2 separate regions of the Homo sapiens genome follow, and region 1 is linked to region 2. Evidence: read pairs that join two places in POLR2A ChIA-PET (ENCODE). Cell type or tissue: A673. All regions are shown on one strand. Links, peaks and the distances in the headings refer to the core of each region. The heading gives the core; the rest is flanking DNA. Region 1 overlaps SETMAR (SET and mariner transposase domain methyltransferase). Region 2 overlaps ITPR1 (inositol 1,4,5-trisphosphate receptor type 1).

The links. ChIA-PET counts read pairs that join two places held together with the same protein. Peaks named below come from ENCODE experiments on the same cell type or tissue, not always from the same donor. Only the 100,000 strongest peaks of a DNase experiment are listed, where the experiment ranks them.
Region 1: POLR2A ChIA-PET joins it to region 2 with 5 read pairs; 2 of 35 experiments call an interaction of 5 or more read pairs at or near these places.

Annotation. Positions count from the first base shown.
Region 1 is chr3:4,316,583-4,328,110 of GRCh38, reverse strand. It overlaps SETMAR (SET and mariner transposase domain methyltransferase), which reads right to left. Exons shown (of 3, transcript NM_006515.4): 3 at 10,846-11,528. The coding sequence ends at 10,865. It also overlaps a transcript of SUMF1 not described here. Among named protein-coding and RNA genes, the nearest start is that of SETMAR, 19 kb to the right of the region's middle. In A673, for the core only: no CTCF peak of the experiment used is centred there; a DNase peak (open chromatin) is centred at 5,290.
Region 2 is chr3:4,519,564-4,531,091 of GRCh38, reverse strand. ITPR1 (inositol 1,4,5-trisphosphate receptor type 1) reads right to left here. Exons shown (of 62, transcript NM_001378452.1): 4 at 9,998-10,068. Among named protein-coding and RNA genes, the nearest start is that of ITPR1, 32 kb to the right of the region's middle. In A673, for the core only: no CTCF peak of the experiment used is centred there; no DNase peak of the experiment used is centred there.

The sequences.
Region 1 (11,528 bases), core at 3,442-7,441, 200 kb after region 2:
AAGTACCTTGGACTACAGGCACCCGCCATCACACCCAGCTAATTTTTAATTTTTTTTTGTACAGGGAGGGCCTCACTATGTAGCACAAGCTGGTCTTGAATTCCTAGACTCGAGTGATCCTCTGACTTTGGCTTCCCAAAGTGTTGAGATTACAAGTGTGAGCTGCTGAGTGCAGTGGTTTTTGCTTTTAAAATCCTTGAATTATCATTTGGCTAAACTAATGACTTATTTTACAGTGACCTGTGTACCTATTTTGTGATATCAAGTGTTTTAAATCTTTGATATTTAACACATTTTCCAAAATCAAAATTTCAAGTTCTAAATTCTTTTTTATCTCATTAACTTTTTTAGATATTAGGTCCCCTTAAGTCCAAAGGAGACATATTGAGCTTATTTGCTATGTTAAAAATTATACAAGAGATGTCAAATATGAAATGGTGTTTAACTTTCTTTGGGTTATATTTTATATGTTATTAATATGTGTTCCAAAATTGTATAAGATTCCTATAATTCTGCTGTCTTAATGTTATCAGCTATAATTATATTATGTTAAATTGTTACATACCAAAAAGATAACCAAATTTCCTTGACAATTGTGTTTTTAACCATGACTGTCCTACGACTTTTGTCATCCACAGACAATTATTGTTTTACTTTGATTCTTCCCAAAAAGCTGTTTATAGTCGGCTACAGAAAACAACAACAACAACAACTTGCTTTTTTTGGGAAATTTATGGAAAAGACTCTTCTGGGTGCTATTAAAGGCAGATTTCAGATAATTTTAGACATTGTGCCATTAGGCTAGAGAGAAAATTTCCAGGATTCTCACTGGAGAGCTAATGTGTTCATGAGGCTTGCTAACCCCAATCAAATGGAATGAGTTAATTGCATGGGACTGAACTAATAGAGGACTGAAATAATGTTTCTATGACTTTTTTGTTTGAAACATTGCTGATATTTTTGTGTTTTTTTGGTCAAGAAAAAAATCGATCTATTTTTAGCTTTTAACAGTTTTGTAAAGTATACCCTTGTGAGCCAAATTTGAAGCATATTTCCTTTTCTCTACCTGATTTCTCCAGAATTTAGAAACTATTTGTAAGTATTCTTAACTTATAACAATATAGTTATTTGCATAAGTTCAGCAAGAATCTGTTTTCTTTTGGAATAGGCTATAATTGGAGACACTGGTTATTTTACCAAAGCTTTGACTGGCATGGCATATTTTCAGATATGACCAGAATGCTTTGAGAAATTGAGATGATGTTAGAGAGCCAATAAAAGCCCCTTGGAGGCTGGGCATGGTGGCTTATGTCTGTAATCCCAGCAGTTTGGGAGGATGAGGCAGGCAGATCACCTGAGCTCAGGAGTTTGAGACCAGCCTGGGCAACATGGCAAAACCACATCTCTACTAAAAATACAAAAAAAATTATCTGGTTATGGTGGCATGCATCTGTAGTCCGAGCTACTCAGGAAGCTGAGGCATGAGTATTGCTTGAATCCAGGAGGTAGCAGTTGCAGTGAGCTGAGATCATGTCACTTCATTCCAGCCTGGGCAACAGAGTGAGGATCTATCTCAAAAAAAAAAAAACCCTTGGAAAAACTGGCCTTGTACATTGTTTATGAAATTCCTTTATAGGGTTATTGACCTGTGGTAAGTAGAGAATGTCATTTTCTGACAGGCCCAGGAATCTCATTTATTTTGGGACCTCAAGAAGAGAGGAATTGAGACAGGTATCTGCAGGCACAGACAAATTCTTGGCTGTGCTTGAGAAAGCTTTAAAAGTCTAATCTGAGATTCCTTATGAAAAAGTTCCAGCAAAGCCAATTTAAAAAAAGCCTATTGGCCAATAATTATTCTTGCTGTACTTTATGCAACTAATCAGGCCAAGTATAATGAGACTAAAACTTTTTGCAAATAAATTGGTCTTTCTGTGACTTGTCTTTGGTAAAAATAAAGGATTGAGAGAAAAAAGTTATGTTTCAAAAGATAGCTGGGCACTGTGGCTCACGCCTGTAATCCCAGCACTTTGGGAGGCCAAAGTGGGAGGATCACCTGAGGTCAGGAGTTCAAGACCAGCCTAGCCAACATGGTGAAACCCTGTTTCAACTAAAAATACAGAAATCAGCCAGGCATGGTGGTGCATGCCTGTAGTCTCCGCTACTTTGGAGGCTGAGGCAGGAAAATTGCTTGAACCCAGGAGGAGGAGGTTGTAGTGAGCTGAGTTCACTATAGTATACCTGTTAGATTCTAGCTTTATTCATTTTTTTTTCAGTTTTTATTATTTGTCTACAATTTATTTGGACTGGATTCTGAATTCTTTCTTGACTACATGTTTCCAAACTAACATTAATCAATTTTTTTATCCCATTTTTCTGAGTTGGAATCACTAGAAACTAAAACTGTGCTTTCCTTAAAGCCCTCCAGACTGCACTTAGACACCTTAAAATTCAGTAGAAATAACAGCAACCTATGCATATATGTGTGTGTGTGTGTGTGTGTGTACACATATATACACACAGATATATACATACATATATATATATATACACACACAGACACACACATATATACACACACACACACATACATATATGCCACCTTCGTGCCTGCCACTGATGTATGGACTTCTCAGTAGTACAGGCTGAATTGGTTTTCCAGAATTGCTTTCCCTTTGCTGCTACAATTTGTCCTTGGTCCCTTTTCTCTTTCTGTTTTTGGTCTTTTTTTTCTTTCTTCCTTTCTCCCCCTATCTTTCTCTGTGGGGTATGAGACTTCATGACATCTTAGAAATGAGCCTTCCTAGCCATGTGGATACTAGCCTTCTAGGAATAAATCATTCTAGTGATGATTTATTTTCTTCTACAGTACTTTCTTTGAAATATTTTGAAGAACAGGGGTGATATGGTTTGGCTGTGTCCCTACCCAAATCTCATTTTGAATTTTAGCACCCACAATTCCCATTTGTCATGGGAGGGACCTGGTGGGAGGTAATTGAATTATGGGGCTGGGTCTTTTCCATGCTGATCTTGTGATAGTCAATAAGTTTCATGAGATCTGATGGTTTTGTAAGGGAGAGTTTTCCTGCACAAACTCTTTCTTGTCTGCTGCTGTGTAAGGTGTGCCTTTCACCTTTCAACATGATTGTGAAGCCTTCCCAGCCAAGTGAAATTGTGAGTCCATTAAACCTCTTTTTCTTTATAAATTACCCAGTTTTGGGTATGTCTTTATCAGCAGCATGAAAATGGGATAATACAGGGGGGAAATGTAAAAGAAAAATAGAATTGCAGGGCCCCCAAACTCACTATGCCAAAGGCAAAGTTGAGCTTGGGAAATTAACTTGGTAATCGATCAATACTGTATTTCTTTTGAGCCCAAACAGATAACTGTAATTTCACAACCCCATGTCAGCCTTATTTCCTCTACTCCCTCTTTTCACATGTTTACTTCATCTGATGTAAAAATGTAGATTTACTGAGCATGAGACAATGCATAATCGACTTTTTCCTCTCCTCCCACTTTTCACATGTAAAATGTAGATTTAGTGAAGCTAATCAGAGCCTCACAAGAATCTAACCATCTACCTCACTGCTCATGCTCACTCCCACCTCTTTTTGTCCCCTCTCCTGCTTACGTTTTCCCCTTTAAATATTCAAGTTCACGAAATCCTCTTTAGAAAACTCATAGGTCACAGATGCTCTTGTGATTTATGGTTTTCCTTGGCACATCCTCAACCTTGGCAAAATAAACCTCTCATTGATTGAGACCTGCCTCAGTCACTTTTTGGTCTATATTATAAAAAAGATTTTCACATAGTTGGTATTCTATTAACAATGATACCAAATGAGGCCATCTTTCTTCAGTCAGTGTAGGTCTTTGACATTTTTTTTTTAATTAATTTCAATTTGAGAAAGCGTCACTCTGCTGAGACAGAGTTGAAAACAAACCATGAAATGTATGTATCATGTTCAAACATTCTAATGGGGCCACATTTGGTAAATTATTATTGCAGAAAACAAAAAATCTTAATTTCATCACATAAGCTATCACTTATGCTGTCTTTTTCATCATCTGCTAAATCTATACAGTAATATAAAGAACCAGTATCAAATTTCTAGACTTACACGTACACAGATTTAAAAGTAATAGGAATTGGAATTCTAAGTAATAGGAATTGAAAACTGTACATTGTTATTCATGAATCTGTTACATTTATGCTGAGAGGAAGAGCTGTCAGGTTAATTAATCTATCTCTTATCTATCTGACTGAGCACTTCTGTCCACATTCTCCCTGCACCCCAAAGCTGTGTCACTCTCTGATGGTGGTAATGGCCCAACCCAGAGCATTAGGCACAGTTATGTTTTGTTTTTGAGGACAGAAAGTAAGTGGAGTAGCATTTTCCTGGGGCCTAAAGCATTCTTCCCAGAAACAAATGTTCAGAGTCACAAGTTACCAGTTTCTAAACCAGAGGTACCAGGTGGTTGTTGTCCTCCTCCTCATTCTTCTGCTGCTCCTCCTTCTCTTTCTCCTCTTCCTTCCTTTTCTTCTTTTTCTTATAATATCTTTAAGGAGATACAATTCACATACCATAAAATCCACCTAATTAAAATGCTTTTTAGTGTAGTCACAAGTTGTGCAACCATCACAACTAATTCTAGAATGTTGCATTACCCCCAAAAGAAACCATGTACTTGTTGGTGTTAGCAGTCAATCCCTATACTCCTTCCTGCTCCCGGCCCTGGCAACCACTAATCTACTTTGTATCTGTATGGAGTTGCCTATTCCAGATAGTTCATGTAAACAGAATACCACAAATGTGACCTGTTGTGTCCGGTTTCTGTCACTTAACATAATGTTTTCAAGGGTCATCCATATCAAGGGCATTTTTTGGTATTTCATTCCTTTTTATGGAATGGCCAAATAATATTATGACCAAACAATATTCCATTGCATGGATACTACATGTTGTTTATTCATCCATCAGCTAATGGATATTTGGGTTGTGCCTACTTTTTTTTGCTATTATGAATAACGTTATATGAATATTTGTGCATACTTTTATGGCTAAATAATATTTCACTGTATGGATACTATATTTTGTTTATTCATTCATCGGCTAATGAATATTTGGGTTGTGTCCACTTTTTTGTTGTTATGAATAATGCTATATGAACATTTGTGCATACTTTTTTTTAAGACAGCATCTTGCTGTGTCATCCAGGCTGGATGTGCATACACTTTTTGTAGACATGTTTTCAATTCTATTGGATCCATGCCAGGGGAGTTACTGGGACATGTGGTAATTGTATGTGAGCTTTGAGAAACTGCCAAACTGCTTTAGAGTAGTTGCACAATTTTGCAACCAACCAACCAATATATGAGGCTTCCACTTTCTCCACATCCTTGTCAATGCTTATAATTGTCTGTCTTTTTTCTTTCTTTTTTTTTTTTTATAGGCAGGTCTCCCTCTTTCACCCAGGCTGAAGTGCAGTGGTAGGATCATAGCTCACTGCAGCCTTGAGCTCCTAGGGTCAAGGGATCCTCCTGCTTCAGACCCCTAAGTAGCTTGGACTGAAGGCATGCAGGCATGCACCACCATTTCTGGCATTGGCACATTTTCATTTACCGTAGACTTTCATGGAATAGTTTTAGATTTTCATAAAAATTGAGAAGATAATACAGAAAGGTCCTATATATCCCATAGCCAGTTTCCCCTATTACTAACATTAGTTATGGTACATTTATATTACATTATTATACATATCAATATATATTATTATGTATTGATACATACCTATGATATTATACATATCATTACATTATGATACATTTGTTACAATTAAGAACCAATATTGATACATCATTAACTAAAGACCATAGTTGATTCAGATTTTTAGTTTTACCTGTCTGTTTTGGTTCTAGTATCTCATCCAGGACACCACATTACAGTTACATATCATGTCTTCTTTGACTCCTCTTGGTTGTGACAATTTCTTAGACTTTTCTTGTTTTCCAAGACCTTGAGGAATAATGTTCAAGTATTTTGTAGATGACCCTGTATTTAAATTTATCTGATTCTTTTCCTCATGATTAGTCTTGGGTTATGGGTTTGGGGAGCAAGACCACAGAGTTAATGTACCATCTTTATCACATCCTGTCAATGGCATATACTACCAACATGATTTATGACTGTTCATATTGACCTTGATCACCTAGCTGAGGTCATTTGTCAAGTTTCCCCAGAGTAAAGTTACTCTGCTCCCCTCCCTTTCCTCCACCCTCAACTTTCCATTCTACACTCTTTGGGAGGAAGTCACTATGTATAGCTTACACTAAAGGAGTAGGAATTTATGGTCCCCCTTTTCGTGGGCAGAAATAGCTACATAAGTTATTTAGAATTCTTATGCAAAGTTAGATTTGTCTTTACCCCATTTATTTATTGATTCAATCATTTATTTATATCAGTATGGACTCAGATTTTTATATTTTGTTTTATAATCCAGTACTACTTTATTTATTATCTTGCTCAAATTATTCCAGATTTGGTCACTGGGAGCTTTTACAATTTGTTTCTATACTCCTTTGACACCCCCATCAATGTAGGTTTCTTTCTTTTTCTTTTTTTTTTTTTTTTTTTTTTTAGCATTTCCTTACTTTCTGGCACTACAAGATGCTCCAGTCTCAGCTTGTTGATTTCCTTCTTTAGTAGCAGAATTAGCCATTTCTCCAAAGAACCCTGTTTTTTTGTTGTTGGAGAATGGTATAAAAATCAAGATCTGGGTGCTAAATGTGCTCCTTGCTACTGGAGCATCATTGCTTCTAGGCTGTCTGAGCTGACAAAGAAAGGAAATATATGTGTGCATACTAACTGTAATATACTAACTGTAATCTAGAAATATTTCTATATGTAACCTTCTGTATCTATACTAAGCTAAATGTGAGTTCATGCTGATGTCTCCAATTGATCCATTACCACATGGATCATCCTTCCTTTGCTTAAATGTAAATTCCCAATCCAACAGTGAGAAACCTGGCTCCCACGATCTGCCATCAATTTGTTTAATTCCAGTATACATGTAAGGCAATAGCAGAGTTGTTAATATCAGAATTATATCCTGTTAAGGCTCAGAAAATGATACCCCAACGTATGGTCCTTTAACATGCTGAGCACTTAGAATTAAAGGAAATTGAAAGGCCTTAGAAGCTGCCCCCATGGAGGCCTGTCTGGCTTTCTCTTGTTTCTCACCCTACTCCCATAAGTGCAGGGAGGGGCTCTCCTGAAGTTCCCTTCTCTGACTGAGGGAAGTTCTTCCAAAAGGAATACATTTGTGTTGAGACTCCTCCCTAGGAATTTCATCAAACAACCAGGAAAGATTTATCACCAGAGGAGATTAAAAGTTGTCACCACACCAAAACAGGCTATTGCCTATTCTTCAGCAGCAATAAAAAACTCCTAAACAACTTTTATGACCTGAGAGACTTTATTTACATAAGACAATCTTTGTTCACCATGCAGTTCCTCTCCTTTTCCTCTCATAACTGTCATCACCTCCCCTTCAAGCCCCTATTCATTTTATGCTATGAAACCTTCAACCATCTGCCTCCTCCTTTGAGTCTCATATTTTTCTGAGGCTTCCATTTGCATGTATGTAATTAAAATGGTCTTTCTCTTCTTAATCTGTTTATTGTCAGTTCATTTCAGCAGACTTAATTATCAAACCTCCAGAGGGAATGTTTAAGCTTCCCTATAACCCCCATGGGAAACAACTTGTATCAACTAGGAACTGCTTACTTGCAGTTCCTTTTGCCTTTAGTCTTACAAACTTCAGTAATTTCCAAAGTTACTTAGATCAGCACCTTTCACCCCTACTCTTTTGAGTTTGTTTCCTACATTTGTACTAATAGTTATGTTCTCTTGTCACAGTCTGCATTCCTGTGATTCCCTGACTTCTTAAATGATTAAAATTGTTTACATAAAATTTTGACCCTTTGTGCAGTAAAGTTCTATATGTTTTCACAAATACACAATGTCATGTATACACCATCACAGTATCATACAGAATTGTTTCATTGCCCTAAAAAACTCCTGTGCTTCACCTATTCATTCCTCCCTCTCCTCAAACTCTGGCAACCACTGACATTTTTATTCTCTATTGTTTTGTCTTTTCCAGAGTGTCATATAGTTGGACTCATATAGTATGCAGCCTGTTCAGAATGACTTCTCTCACTTAACAGTATGCATTTAAGGTTCATACAGGACTTTCTGTGGCTCGATAGCTCATTTCTTTATTGTTGAATAGTATTCCATCATATGGATGTACCAGTTTGTTTATCCATTCACTTATTGAAGAAATGTGTGTTGCTTCAAGTTTTAACCAATTATAACCTTGTTATGAACACGTGTGTGCTGTTTTTATGTGGACAAGTTTTCAAATCAGTAAATACCTAGAAGTGAAACTGTTCCAACTGTCCCATAGAAATGACATTTAAAAGTTTTGGAACACACATGGAAATTGACCCTTCAGGTCTTAAAACTTGAAATTTACATTTGTCTCATCTGAGTTCCTCCCTCAGGGAACTGATCCTCAGGCAAGGGACTTAAACTCACCAGATCACCACATCGAAATAAGATGCCAGACCCCCTCATTCATCATAATTGCTTCTTTACCCCCCTTAATTCCTTCCCTCACTATGTAAGCCTCCCCAGTTGTAGTTGGTCAGGGATTTGAGACTTTATCTCCCATTCTCCTTGGCTGCAGCACCCAGTGAAATACTTCTTTCATGGCAACATTCATTGTCTCAGTGATTGACATTCTGTGTGGTGAGCAGCAGGACTGAACCCCCTGTCATTTTGGTAACAGGAGCATGATTGCTGGATCAATGCTAAGGCTATGCCTAGCTCTTTTAAGAGCCCACCAAACTGTCTTCTAAAGAGGCTGTACCATGTCACATTTCAATGAACAATGAAGAGTTCCTGTTGCTCCACATCCTTGCCATCTTTTGGCATTTTTAGTGTTTTCGCTTTCTACCATCCTAGTGGGTGCTAAGGGATAACTTATAGTTTTAAATTGCAATTCCCTGATGACAAATGATGTTGAGCACATTTTCACATTCATGTTTATTTTTGATGTCTATTCAGACCTTTTGCCCATGTTTAAATTGGGTCATTTGTCTTATTATTTTTACGGCTTTTTTTGTGTTTTTTTGAGAGGCAGTCTCACTCTGTCACCTGGACTGGAGTGCAGTGGTGTAATCTCAGCTCGCTGTAACCTCCACCCCAGGTTCAAATGATTCTCCTGCCTCAGCCTCAGGAGTAGCTGGGATTACAGGTGTGTGCCACTATGCCCAGCTTATTTTTGTAGTTTTAGTATGGACAGGGTTTTGCCATATTGGCCAGGCTGGTCTTGAACTCCTGACCTCAGGTGATCTGTCTGCTTTGGCCTCCCAAAGTGCTGGGATTACAGGCATGAGCCACTGAACCCGGCCCTGAGTTTTAAGTTCTTACCTGCCTAATTGTCCTGGCTAGAACCTCCAGTACAATGCTGAATAGAAGTGGTGAGCTTGGAGATCATTTTCTTGTTCCATATCTTAGGATAAGAGCTTTCAGTCTTTCATCATTATGTATGATGTTAGCTGTGGGTCTTCATAGATATCCTTTCTCAGGTTGAAGAAGTTCCTGTTTACTTCTAGTCTGTTCACTGCTTTTATCATGAAAGGCTACTGGAGGTTGTCAAATGCTTTGTGTCTATGGAAATGATTATGTATTTATCTTTTGTGAATTATCCCATTAATATACTGGATTTACTGATTTTCGTATGTTAAACCAATCTTGCTTTCCTGGGATAAATCCCAATGGATCACAGTGTATAATTCTTTTGATATCTTGCTGGATTTCATTTGCTAGTACTTTTTTTTTTTGCCTCTGTATTCAAAAGGGATATTGGTATTAGTTTTCTTTCCTAGTAATGTCTTTGGTTATGGTATCCATGTCTTCTTTAACTCATGTGTCTGGTTATGGTATCCATGTCTTCTTTAACTCGTGTGTGTGTGTATGTATGTAACCTTAGGCACTCTAAAATGCAGGGCTCAGGGCAGGAACCTCTCTTGCTCAGCTCTAACCCTTCTGGTCACCTCTTAGTGACTTTTTCCCCCTTTAAGTCTGCCATTTGAAGGACATTATATCCTAATTACACCTGAATAGAAGGGAGAACTTTGGGTCACATCCTACAGACAGTTCTCAAGACTAATAATTTACATTTATTGAATACTTTCTATATACTCAGGCATTGCTCTAACCCCTTTGCATGTGTTAACTCAATCTTCCCAACTAAGGAAACTTTGACTTGGAAAGGTTCAGTGATTTGTTCAATGGTAACACACTGGAGAGTGACTACATTTTAATTAGGGCAAAATTTTCCATTTGGCCAAGAACAAAATCTAACAGCCACTGCTATTTTGTGAATAGTAATTTGAAAATTAAAGGAAAATTTTTTTAAAGAAAAGCTTTGTTCTTCAAGTGTGATCGTTATTATTCTTGGGCCAAAATGCTTTTCAAGGTACATGTTTTAATCTTTTTTTAAAAAATTATTTTATTAGAGTCAGGGTCTCACTATGTTGCCCAGGCTGGTCCTGAACAATTGGACTCAAGTGATCTGCCCGCCTGGGCCTCCCAAAGTGCTGGGATTACAGTTGTAAGCCACCATGCCAGGCCACATTTCTACATTCTTAATAAAGTCCGTGGAATCTACTTCAAATGCAATTTTAATTTATATTTCAATCTATGAAGATATTGGGTTGGTGCAAAACTAACTGCGGTTTTGGACTGTGAATTTTAAATCATTATAACTAGGCTCAACGCATTTTTATTAATCAAAATAGGAACCATTACAATCAACACATTTTTGCCAACGAGAAATAAGTTGGTTTATTCCTGTAGCGTAAAAATCCGTGCTTTGGGATTCGACGAACTCTTGGAAAGCATTTTCTGCATCCTGCTGGTTGTGGAAGCGTTTTCCCTGCAAAAAGTTGTTGAGATGCTTAAAGACGTGGTAGTTGGTTGGCAAGAGGTCAGGTGAATACGGTGGATGAGGCAAAACTTCATAGCCCAATTCATTCAACTTTTGAAGTGTGGGTTGTGCAACATGCGGTCGGGCATTGTCGTGGAGAAGAATTGGGCCCTTTCTGTTGACCAATGCCAGCTGCAGGCGTTGCAGTTTTTGGTTCATCTCATCGATTTCCTGAGCATACTTCTCAGATGTAATGGTTTCACCGGGATTCAGAAAGCTGTAGTGGATCAGACCAGCAGCAGACCACCAAATAGTGACCATGACCTTTTTTGGGTGCAAGATTGGCTTTGGGAAGTGCTTTGGAGCTTCTTCTTGATCCAACCACTGAGCTGATCGTCGCCGGTTGTCATATAAAATCCACTTTTCATCACACGTCACAATCCGATCGAGAAATGGTTCGTTGTGGTTGCGTAGAATAAGAGAAGATGACACTTCAAAACGACGATTTTTTTGATTTTCAGTC
Region 2 (11,528 bases), core at 3,744-7,743:
CCCAACTGTAAAATGGGGACATAACAGTACCCATGTCACAGTGTGCTCCAACGGTCAAGAACAAAAGCATGCATGACCCTATCAGAAAGCCAAGCACAAAGGAGGAAGGTACTTAACAATTATTTGTTTTTCATGCTCATGTACTGAATGCAGCCAAGGAATCTCAAAACTATAGGCATGAAAGAGAGAAAAAAGATCAAACATTAGGAGTCAAGGAGAAGACACTCTCAGAGAATGAGACCAATAAGATCCACTTTCCAGGGAGAAGACGAGTCAACTACAAGACAGTTTTAGGGGTTGTTGTTGTTGTTGTTGTTGAGTCTTGCTCTGTTGCCCAGGCTGGAGTGCAGTGGTGCAAACATGGCTCACTGCGGCCTCAACCTACTGGGCTCAAGCAACCCTCCTGCCTCAGCCTCCTGTGTAGCAGGGACTACATGTGACCACCACCATGCTTGGCTAATTTCATTTTTTGTAGAGACAGGATCTCACTTTGTTGCCCAGGCAGGTCTCAAACTCCTAGGCTCAAGCCATCCTCCCGCCTTGGCCTCTCAAAGTTCTGGGATTGCAGGCATGAGCCACCATGCCCAGCCTACAGGAAAGCTTTTCAAGAGTAACAGGCTCAGGTAGTTTGGAGCAAGATTACAGGGCAGCGTTAAGTCATCAGTGTAAAAAGATCAGCGGCCATTCAATTTAAAATGTCAGCAAAAACACTGCTAGAACTGGGAGCAGTCAAAATCATATCAGAAAAGAACACCAATTCCTTTTCAACCAGTATTTAAAGAAGGACCAACATTATGCCAGGTGCTGGGCCAGGAGTGCAGGGCAAGATTTGGTCCCTTTGAGTGCTCCAAAATCTGGCGAGGAGAAAACAGTAGCTGTGTATTTATCAGATAGTGATAAATACTATACTCAAGATTGTTAAGTAGGCGGTTAGCATGCCCCTCTTGTCTGTAGACTTTTTCTTCTGTGTCAATGCAGCTCACAATGACATACTTTGGGGTTGCAGAGGAGGAAGTTAAGAAATCGGGTAATTTTTGTCAAAGAATATTTCAAGGCCAGTCCACTTCTAAAGGCAGTTTAGAGTAGCTGTTAAGAGGAGGATTTATGGTGTTAGATTGACTGGGTTCAAATCCCAGCTCTGCCACTTCTAGCTACGTGATCTTGGACCAGACACTAAACATCTTACATGTCAGTTTCCTCATCTGTAGAAAGGTACCGGTCTTACTTATGGGGTTGTTATGAGGATTAAATAAATGAGTGTATGTAAAGTATATTAATTAAATAGATTATATTCACTAATGTCTCTTAGCACTACACAAGGTATTCACTATTATTTGCATTTATAAAAAGTAGGTTATCATTAATTACACAGGGTGATGGAACCAAAAAAAATTTTTAATTCATGGCTCAAACACAGAAGCCTAAAAGACAGTGTGAGTAGAAACTGGGGTTGTGCCCCAACCCTAGTTTTGGCACAGGATTGCTCTTTGACCCCAGGAGACTTTCTAAATCCCTCTAATTTTCTCACATGTCAAACAAGAAAGGAAAAGAGTTATCATAAGCTCAAGTGATTCACCACACATCTTCATCAATGCTCAAGACGGGATTATAAAACCCTTTGCCAAAAGAAAAAGTCCGTAATCAACCACAGTATACTGCTTTCAGGAGAACCATATAACAATATGACAATATGACAATATGACCCCATTACGCTTGCTGAGATTTCCAAATCAATTTCACCCTCAATGGAGGAAGTCACAAAAGCAATACAGTGATTCAATTGGAGGACAAGGTAAACTTATTTATTGCACTAGAAGCATTTTATGCACATAGTGAAAATGGTTCTCCATTAGCAACTAAATCATAAGGGTAAATGACTATAAAAGAGGGGTCTGAGGTCTACTTTCCAGGGTGACTCAGGTATGCAAAAAAGAATGGATCCAGGGCATCAAAGTAAACACAAATTCCCTTATGCTCATTTTCAGGGTACCCAGAGCCTTCAGACATGCATCTCATAGCTTGAAGCAAGTAGGCAGCAATCCAGTGAGGGATACGCTGCAGTGTGTGGGACTCCAGCATAATCAGGCAGCAGGCACCATCCCCAGCGATTGTGTAACACACTGTGAACATTCTATGTTGCCCAGGGAATTGACTTAAATTACAGTTTTGTTCCCTTTAAATGGAGTCTGTTGGTCCAAGATTGAGATAAACTAGTAAATCTGAAATGAAGATTACAAAAAACTATTAATCTTTTTATTAAATTTGAATTGATTTTGTGAATACAGAACAAGTTGGAGGAGACTCTCCTACAAGGCAGCTGCACACACTCTTGAAACCTTCAATATGCCTCAAGGCATATACTTGACAAGCACCTTAAATAGACTGATTTTTCTGCCTTATTTAACAAGACAGGCAGAAAGTAAGTCCTATACCCCTACTATGAAAGGCCTGTCATGGATTAGAATCAAAAGAACAAACAAAATTTAAGTTAGGCCCTCCCCTTTGCATGAGGGTATTTAAAACTAAGTAAGATACGGATTCATTCCTTCGATGCCTTGCCAAAAGAAAAAAATCAAAAAATACTGTTGCTTAGCAACATTTAAAACAATGTGCGGCAAAGGAGGGTCGTTTGAAAGAAAGCTAAGCCGGTGAGTTTGTTATAGCCACCCTAGATGACCTTTGTGACCCAAGACCCTGCCTGTGTCCCCATCTGGCCTAAGGGTAAGGTTAAGGCCTGGCTATTACCAGCACTCATCTATCTTGACAAAGAGACCTGTAATCCCAAAGAAATAAGAACCTATTTCTGGACAGCACAAGGCTTCTAACGTTAACCTGCCTGTTTCCGCCACTAATAGCAAAGTTTCAAGCTGGATGAAATCTTGGAAAAACCCAATTTAACAGATGGGGAAACTGAGGCTAAGAGAGACGAAATCACTTCTCCAAGGTATTGGAGCAGTTCATGGCAGATTCTGGGCTGGATGCTAGCTCTGGCATCCAGAGGTTGCTCTTTCCCCTATATTTAACCTAAATTGCAGGCAAGACCAAGATCAGAGAAGTAGGCTATTGACACTCAAGTGTTTCTTATCACTCAAGCATGAAAAATGCCATTCTTATTTGAGGACCCTTCCTAAGCTGCTGGGAGGTTTCAAAGTCAATTACAAAGAGCTTGCATGAGATGTAAAACCCTTCTCTCTCTCAATAAAATAATCCTACTAAATCCACCAGCATGCTACTAAAAGGGGCTAACATGGTGCCAGCACTCTGGGACTGGGGAAAGAAGGCACCAATAAAAATAAAAAGGCCACAAGTGTGATCCTCAAGTTCATGGCCATGCTTTAGGTCCAAGAGCGGCTCATTATAGCCAAGCAACATACTCTTCTCCATGCCAGTATCATGGTGACTGCACAATACTCAGACTGTCATTATTTCTAGCCGGGCATATGTTGAGGAACCAGGGGTCTTCCACCAACATTTTACTCTGGAAATGCCCAGAAACTGGGTTATACTGCCCCAGGCCAGACCCTCGTTTGCACTACAAACAGGACTCATCCTACTGTAAGTAACATACTGCGCATCCCACAGCTGGTTGGGGCAATGGCTAAAAGTGCATTAAGTGTGGCAGGGTGCAGTGGCTCACACCAGTAATCCCAGCAATTTGAGAGGCCAAGGTGGTGGATGGCTTGGGGCCATGAGTTCAAGACCAGCCTGAGCACCATACAAGACCCCCATCTCTACAAAAATTTAAAAAGAAGCCAGGCATGATGGGGTATGTCCGTAGTCCCAGCTACTCGGGAGGCTTAGGAAGGAGGATGGTTTGAACCCAGAAGGTCGAGGCTGCAGTGAGCCATGACCACACAATTGCAATCCAGCCTGGGCAACAGAGTGAGACCTTGTCTCCATAAAACTACAAAGGAAGAAAAGCACTGGGCCCAGCCTTTGGAAGAGGGCTCTGGCTACGACACTCATAAGTCACATGGCACTGGACCAGCTCATAACTTGTCATCTCAAATGGCATCAGGTACCAAATAGATGCGCTCTGGTCTCAGGGTGCTGCACAGCGAAAGATTAGGACATGAAAAGCATCCTCATTTACTTTTCCCCAGTAGGCCAGGTTTTATACTAGGTAGGAAGAAATTTCACCTGCTTTGCTTCTACTTATATATAAATAGTTGCAGTGAAGACAACAAATTACTCTAAAGAAGTTTCTTAAAGATTTTCACTACATATTGATGTAGACTTCTTTGAGAATGTCTCTTTCCTCATGGAGTACAAATGGCTGGCACATGGGAACTACCCAATAAGTGTTTGTGAAATGAATGATAATCATTCTAAGAAGTGACATTTAACTGACTATGGGCAAGTTACCCAACTTCTTAGAGCTTCCATTTCCTCAACTGCATAATGGGAACATCAAGACCTACACCTCATAGGTGGGTTCCTCAGATTAAAAGAGATAATTCAAAGGAAGTGCTTTGCACAAAATAAATGCTGTATTAACATTGGCTATTGTAACTTATAATGTGGGTCTGTTTCTCCATGAAACTCTAAGACTCCTGAAAGCAAGAAGGAGTGTAACTCATCTTGTCCTGCCATCACCAAGGCCAGCAGCTGGTACACAGTAGGGCCTCAGCGCTGGAGGTCAACACTCATTTTTCACAATACATTTGCTTAGATTAGACTATGATGCTTGAAACCAACTTCACTGGGAAAGAGAAATGTAAGATACTTATCTGGAACATCCACATATTCAGTCTGTCTGATCCCCTCCCCAATTCATATGAACCACTTAGTGATAGAATAATGATTCCTTTCACCTCATTTTTTCCTGCCCCAACTTCTCCTCATTTTGAACTGTAAGTTTCCCTTCGAACAGCTTTTATTCTGAAACTAAGGGGCTCCCTGCAAAGTTAAAAGCTGCACATTTTGATATTATTGATATGGTAACATCTGTCCAACATCAAGAATTTGGAGCCATGACTGGCCTCTTGATGTGAACAGAGAAGATTAGGTTTTGAAAGCAAGAGCCTGACTGTTGCCCGAATCTTATGCAATAATGGCATGATCAACACTAAAGCCTATCTAATTGCCCAAAAGCCCAGTTCCCTTGTTTCTACTCCAACAACCCTGGAGGTGATTTATATTTAAAAAGAGCAGAGATTCTGGGAGCAAAATGAAGACTGGTTGTTAGTTTCCACCTTTTCTTTGTAGATATCTTTATATTTAGCACCGGGGGAGCTGGGGGAGGGACTGGTAAAAGTGGGAAGAGGAAAAGATAATACAGATAAAGGAATTCACTAACCACAAAGTTTCTATTCCCTGTTTCAATCTGATGTTTGCCTTCTCTATTCTTTCAAGATTATGGGCAAAGACAACACAAATCAGGGAGAAGAGGAGGTTCTGCCTTACCTTCCATGGATGTTGGGGCTTTAAAATGGTACCATATTAATAAAAGAACTAAAGTTGCTGTATTATTCTAAGTCTCAGCTCTCCTCATCCCTTACGAGGACAATGATATTGTCCAAAATTCATTCAGATGAAAAAGATGTGGCTTATGTGAAACAGATGTGCAGCCAACCTTTTCTTCCTACAGAGGAAGTTAGAGGCAAGAGATACATTCAAGGAAATCACACACACACACAAAAAAAGCAATTCACTTTGGAAATGTACTTTCAACCATCAGAGAAAAAAAAGCAAGTGTGTTCGATGTTGAACTCTTCTATATCTTCTGTTCGATGTTGAACTCTTCTATATCTACTGTGAAAATTAACAGCAACCACTCACTGAACAACTACTGTGTACTAAGCACTCTATTAGGCTTTTTATGCATATTATCTTGATAAGGATGGAATTGTTTGACCCTAACTCACAAGTGAGGAAAGAAGCTGAGAAATATTATGGAATCTATCAAGGTTACTCAGCTTGCATACACGAGCACTGGGGCTCAAATCCAAGCCCAGGGGTTCATGTGCACGTCCCCACCCACAAACAATTTGAAGACAAAAAAAAAATAACAATATATAATTATTCTCATAAAATTAAACATGAGATTTACAAGTACCAGGCTCTGTACTAAGTACTGGGAATACAAAGAAAAGAATAAGGCTTAAACTCTTAACTAAGGGTCAGACTCCCCCCGTACTAAATTCTTAACACACAATTAATCTTCTCAATGACCTTATGAGATAGAGCCTATTATCCTCTCCCATTTTACAGGTGAGAAAACCAAGGTTGGCAAAGGTGAAGTAATCTGTTCAGGGTCACACAGCAAAGAATTCATGGAACTTGGATATGAACCAGGAAGCCTGATCCAAGAGCCTCTTTTATTAACCATTAGGGCTGCAGATCTCAGGAGCTCACAAAATTAAAGATGCAAAGTCAGAAGCCATGGGGAATATTGCATAAACAGGCCTTGGATTTCCATTTACTTAAGAACAGGTTATGATGGTTCTCAATATAGGAAATAACTTGGCAAGGAAACAATGGAAGCAAGAGCAAACCCAAATGACTACATGCAGCTCTGCTGATTGCTCAGATAAAGACTCCATCATCCCATTCGGCTGCTTGCCAGCATCTCACTTTTCCATATGTGTTTGTTAAACTCTAGGGTGCAACGAGTCCATGAGGAAATGGACTAGAAATGCCTCCAAATTGCCCAACTGCCCTATGCACAATTTCTAAACATCAAAATGACTTCAGCTCCAAAATACACTTATATTTGGAAACGCAGCAATTGCTTCCAAAAGAGAGATCTTTCTCTTCATTTAAAAAAAAAAAAAAAAAAAAAAAAAAACGTCAAAGTATGCTGCACCGCAGTTGAAGGAATGCTTTGGAAAATTTTTTAAAACTCACTGCCCAAGTTCCACGGTGGAGAAGCAGATCTTTCCAGCACTGAGGCAGCCTGCAAAGGCAGAGCTGCCTAGGCCCCTCACCTGGGTGCAGGGGACCTCTGGTTTAGCACATGGAATTAAGGAAGTCCTGACCTACATTCCCAAAGCCTGCAGCAGAGCTTGTTTTGAACCAGATTTTCCCACAAGGACGAAGCATCTCACAACCCAGAAACCTTTATTTTTAATTTAGGGAGAAAAGCACTCAACAAATCAAGTCACTGTCACGTGACCACCTGTAGAACCAGGCCAGGCTGTAAAAGGAGTTTGCTTCCTTCCAAATAGCTTCTGTCAGACTATTACCGTTATCTCAAAACAGTCACTTCAAATCAGCCACCATACATACATCCAAGCACCAGGCACCTTTACAGTCGTGCCAGAAAAACATGTCTCCTCCGACTTCCCCTGCTATAGTCCTATTTATTTTTAACATTCTAACCCTGTATTCAAACAGTCCCTGGTTCATTTGTGACAACATGAATGAACCCGGAGGACATTATGCTAAGTGAAATAAGCCAGGCACAGAAAGACGAATACCACATGATCTTGCTTATATGTGGAATCTAAAAAGATTGAACTCCTAGAAACAGAGAGTGGAACAGTGGTCACCAGGGGCTGGGGTGGAGGATTGAGAGGTTGGCCAAGGGATACAGATTTCAGTTAGGAGGAATAAGTTCCAGAGATCTACTGTACAACACAGTGACTACAGCAAATAACAATACACCGTATATTTGAAACTCACTAAGAGTAGTTTTTAAATGTTCTCACCAAAAAAAATAATAAGCATGTGAGGTAATGTATATATGAATTAACTCAATTTAGCCATTCCACTATACATGCATATTCTAAAACATCATGTTGTACACCATAAATATATGTCGATTTAAAAAACAAAATTTTAAATTATGTGCATGTATTTGTAAAAAACAAATAGCCACTAGTTAACTTCGTACAGTACATTAGAATCTCTCCCAGGTTCATCTCCCAGCTCCCAAGGCCCGTATATAGAACAAGATAAGAGCTCACGCTGGACCCAAGCAATGCCTTCCGGACGCATATCCCTCCCCTTGGTCCCAGCTGCAAAAGCGAAACCTAGATCAGCTCTTCCCTGAATAACAAAGTTCAAGTTTTATTAGCCTAGATTTCATTAGCCATGGTTCTTAACCTTGGCAGCACAAGAGAAACACCTGAGAAGCTTTCAAAAATCCCAATGCCCAGTTAACTCAAAATCCCTGAGCTGGATTCAGCTATCAGTGTTTCTGAGAGTTCTCCAGGTGATCTCCCTGTGCAGCCAAAGTTGAGAACCATGGCTCCCACTCCATCCGTCACCAGCCATGTGACCTCAGACAAGGTTCTTAAGTTCCGAGGGTATCAATCTCTTCCTAGGGAGGAGGGATGGCTCCCTGAGCTAATGCAGGCAGAGTGCTTAGCACAGGGCCTGGCACAGTCAATTGATCTTGTCCCTTTTAATATTCACAGTGGGGAAGTAATTCTATGAGTGACTGAATTATGATCGTTGGACGAAACATTTCATTTTTGCAGCACTCAAGATTTTGTCTTGTCTTGGAAGGAAACATGAAAGAAGGATTGAGAAGAAAAAGGCGGTGGAGGCAGTAGCCGCCTTGGGTTCCTCTTACAACTTGTATCAACAACTGTTATTCTCTCTCTTTAACAGCCTCCCCTACCACCACCCATCCTCAGGTGAAAACATTCTCCTGATTGTCTCACGCCAACTGGATGCAACTCAACACCAAATGTCTTCCAAATGGCTTTTCTCCATCTGAACGTCTGAGTTCTATTTTATTCTAATTTATTTAGCTTTTATCCAAAAAAGTCAAACAGTTTCTAAACCACTAAACAATAAGAACTTAGAACTTGAGTTATATAATCTGCAAATGGCAAGATTTGAGCCCTTTGGGACTGAAGTCATCAGTCAAATACCTAACCCAGTGGTTTTCCGCCCTGGCTGTAAAGAATCATCCCCAATTCCAGAGGTTACCTTAATTGATAAATAATTTAATTAATAAATAGATGTTAGGGCTCTATAGTTGATCCCTAAGCTCTACAATGGAGCCCCAAGCATCTATTTAATTTAAAAACTTCCTCAGATGATTCTAACATGTGCCTAGAGCTGAGGACCACTAACCACAACAACAAAAAAGAAAAACAAATGTTTATCATCTAAGATACCAAGTGTATTTCAAAGACCTCCTACAATAAACTAAGCTACCTTTGGAGAAAGATACCAAATTCAGGAGGCCTAAAGAAAAAACTAATTTGGGTAGAAAAGCTGCCCTGCCTATGTCTTGTTTTTGTTTTTGTTTTTGTTTTTGTTTTTGAGACAGGGTCTCACTTTGTCGCCCAGGCTGGAGTACAGTGGTGCGATCTCGGTTCACAGTAGCCTGGAACTCCCAGGCTCAGGTGATCCTCCCAACCTCAGCCTCCTGAGTAGCTGGGACTACAGGTGCATGCTACCACACCCAGCTAATTTCTGTATTTTCAGTAGAGACAGTGTTTCACCATGTTGCCCAGGCTGGTCTAGAATTCCCAGACTCGTCTAGAATTCCCAGGCTCTAGCAATCTCCACACCCTGGCCTCCCAAAGTGCTGAGATTACAAGCATGCGCCACTGTGCCCAGCCTGCCTATGTCTTTTAACTCAAAAAACAAGTGCAATAATTAAGAACGTTTCATTCCAGTGAGACATTCAGTGAGGTATCATTAGATACCTCTTAAAGAAGGTATCTAAGAATATCAGCATCCCCAAACGGACAGTGAGATCTGCTGAAATAATGAATGTTCCCTGTGACTGGATCCATAAATACTATTTGTTTGAAGAAATACCTGTACAAATGTAAGACTTTAAACCGAATTAGCACTTGTCAACACATATTCAATAGACAAATTAAGGACCCAGTAAAAGCCAACCCAATCTTGATACTAAATTTATGTATGCATTTTTCAAGTTGTAAAGCTTAGAACTCAAATCATACTCTGAAAAAAATACATAATAAATAAGCCTATTTTGCTTATAAACACACACACACACCAACAACACACTTCAAGAATTTTCAAGTGAGTCAAGGTGACTACTCCAGGAAAGCCACCACCTTACCTCTGAATTTCTTAGGTGGATTGTTAAGGTCCCCGGTTTCTGGCTGTACAACACAACGATCATCAACCAGGCTGTAAAGAAGACAGATAAATGCTCTGTCAAGTGTATGAAAATGAAACTCTTAGCACTATGCAAAAATCAGATATCCCAGGGCTTTTCCTGCGCAACATTTAGATTGCCATATTCTCCTGCCAGGAACTCTTTACACTAGAGGCTTCCTATGCATGGATCTAAACCTAATCCAAAAGCCCAGGGTTCTGTTCTGTGAAGGACACATTAAGGCTACTGTTTTCTGTGGCTCCTTTCCCATAACCATGTCCATGGTAGATCTGAGTATAGCATGCAAGGTGGCTGAAGTCGCGAGACACAGCAAGGGGCTGTTGCATTCAACTAAGGGTAGCTGAGGAGCTGACTTTGTGCCAGGTGAATATGAGCCAGGCCCTTGCTCTTTGGGAGCTCAAGGCTAGTGCAGGAGCCTTAAGAACAAACTGATAAGGAGAATATAATCTAAGGGCTGTAAGAGAAGGAAGAAAAAAAAATACAGCCAGAAGCGAACTGTGCCTGAGGTCATCTGAGAAGCTGCAGACAGAGGAAGTTCTAATGGAACTACTGGAAGATTCGAAATAGATGTTGGAGGCTAGAGGGGAGCGTTTCCAGGTGGAAAGAACCATGAGCACAAACTCATGAAGATATGAAAGGACTGTGGAGCATCAAAAGCAACTAGTGGGGAAAGTACAAAAAATTACAAATAAATAAGCTCACATTACATAAAGACTCAGTATTTAAAGTCCTGACTGCTAAGTCTAACTTGCACAATTCTTTTAGAAGAACCACTTAAAAATATATTTTTGAACAGATGAGGGAACTGAGACTCTGAGAAGTTACACAACTTGTCCAAGCTCCTAAAACTGGTACTGATAGAACTGGCTAATCTTCCAAGTGACCACAGAACTTGCAGTTGTTCCCAGCTAACACACCATGGTTTTCCAGGGTTCCTCCATTCATCTGTGCTGCCTCCTCTCATCCCAAATGCAAGGTACCATTAAATATTCAGCCTTGACCCTTACTGTTCTATTCTCCAAGATTCCCTTTTGCCTCCTCAAGTCCTGCCTGTCTTTCAGGACTCAGGGTAAGAGCCCCACCTTCTCCACAAAGCCCCCCCGACCAAGCTTCTCCTGCGCCAGACACTCTCTGCCTCTCCTTCTCTGTCCTCCCAACCTCACTGACTGAGACTCCAAAGGGGCACCAGGCTACCAGCTCCATGAAGGCCAGAAGATGCCCAAGGCTGGCAGCTCAGTATCTATTTGGTGGGTAAATCAAAGTGTCCATGGTACCCCACCAGCAGTTTGCCTCCTTCAGCTTCATGACACAAGACTTCACTGTATAAACAAGAAGAACAGTGTAGCCAATGGCCTGAGTTCTCATGTAAAAATCAAGAGCAGAATATACATATATAAAACCACCACCTTAAGCTCCTGTAAGTATAGTAATGCCCCCAGAGCTAACATAATGCTTGACAGGGTGGGCTCAG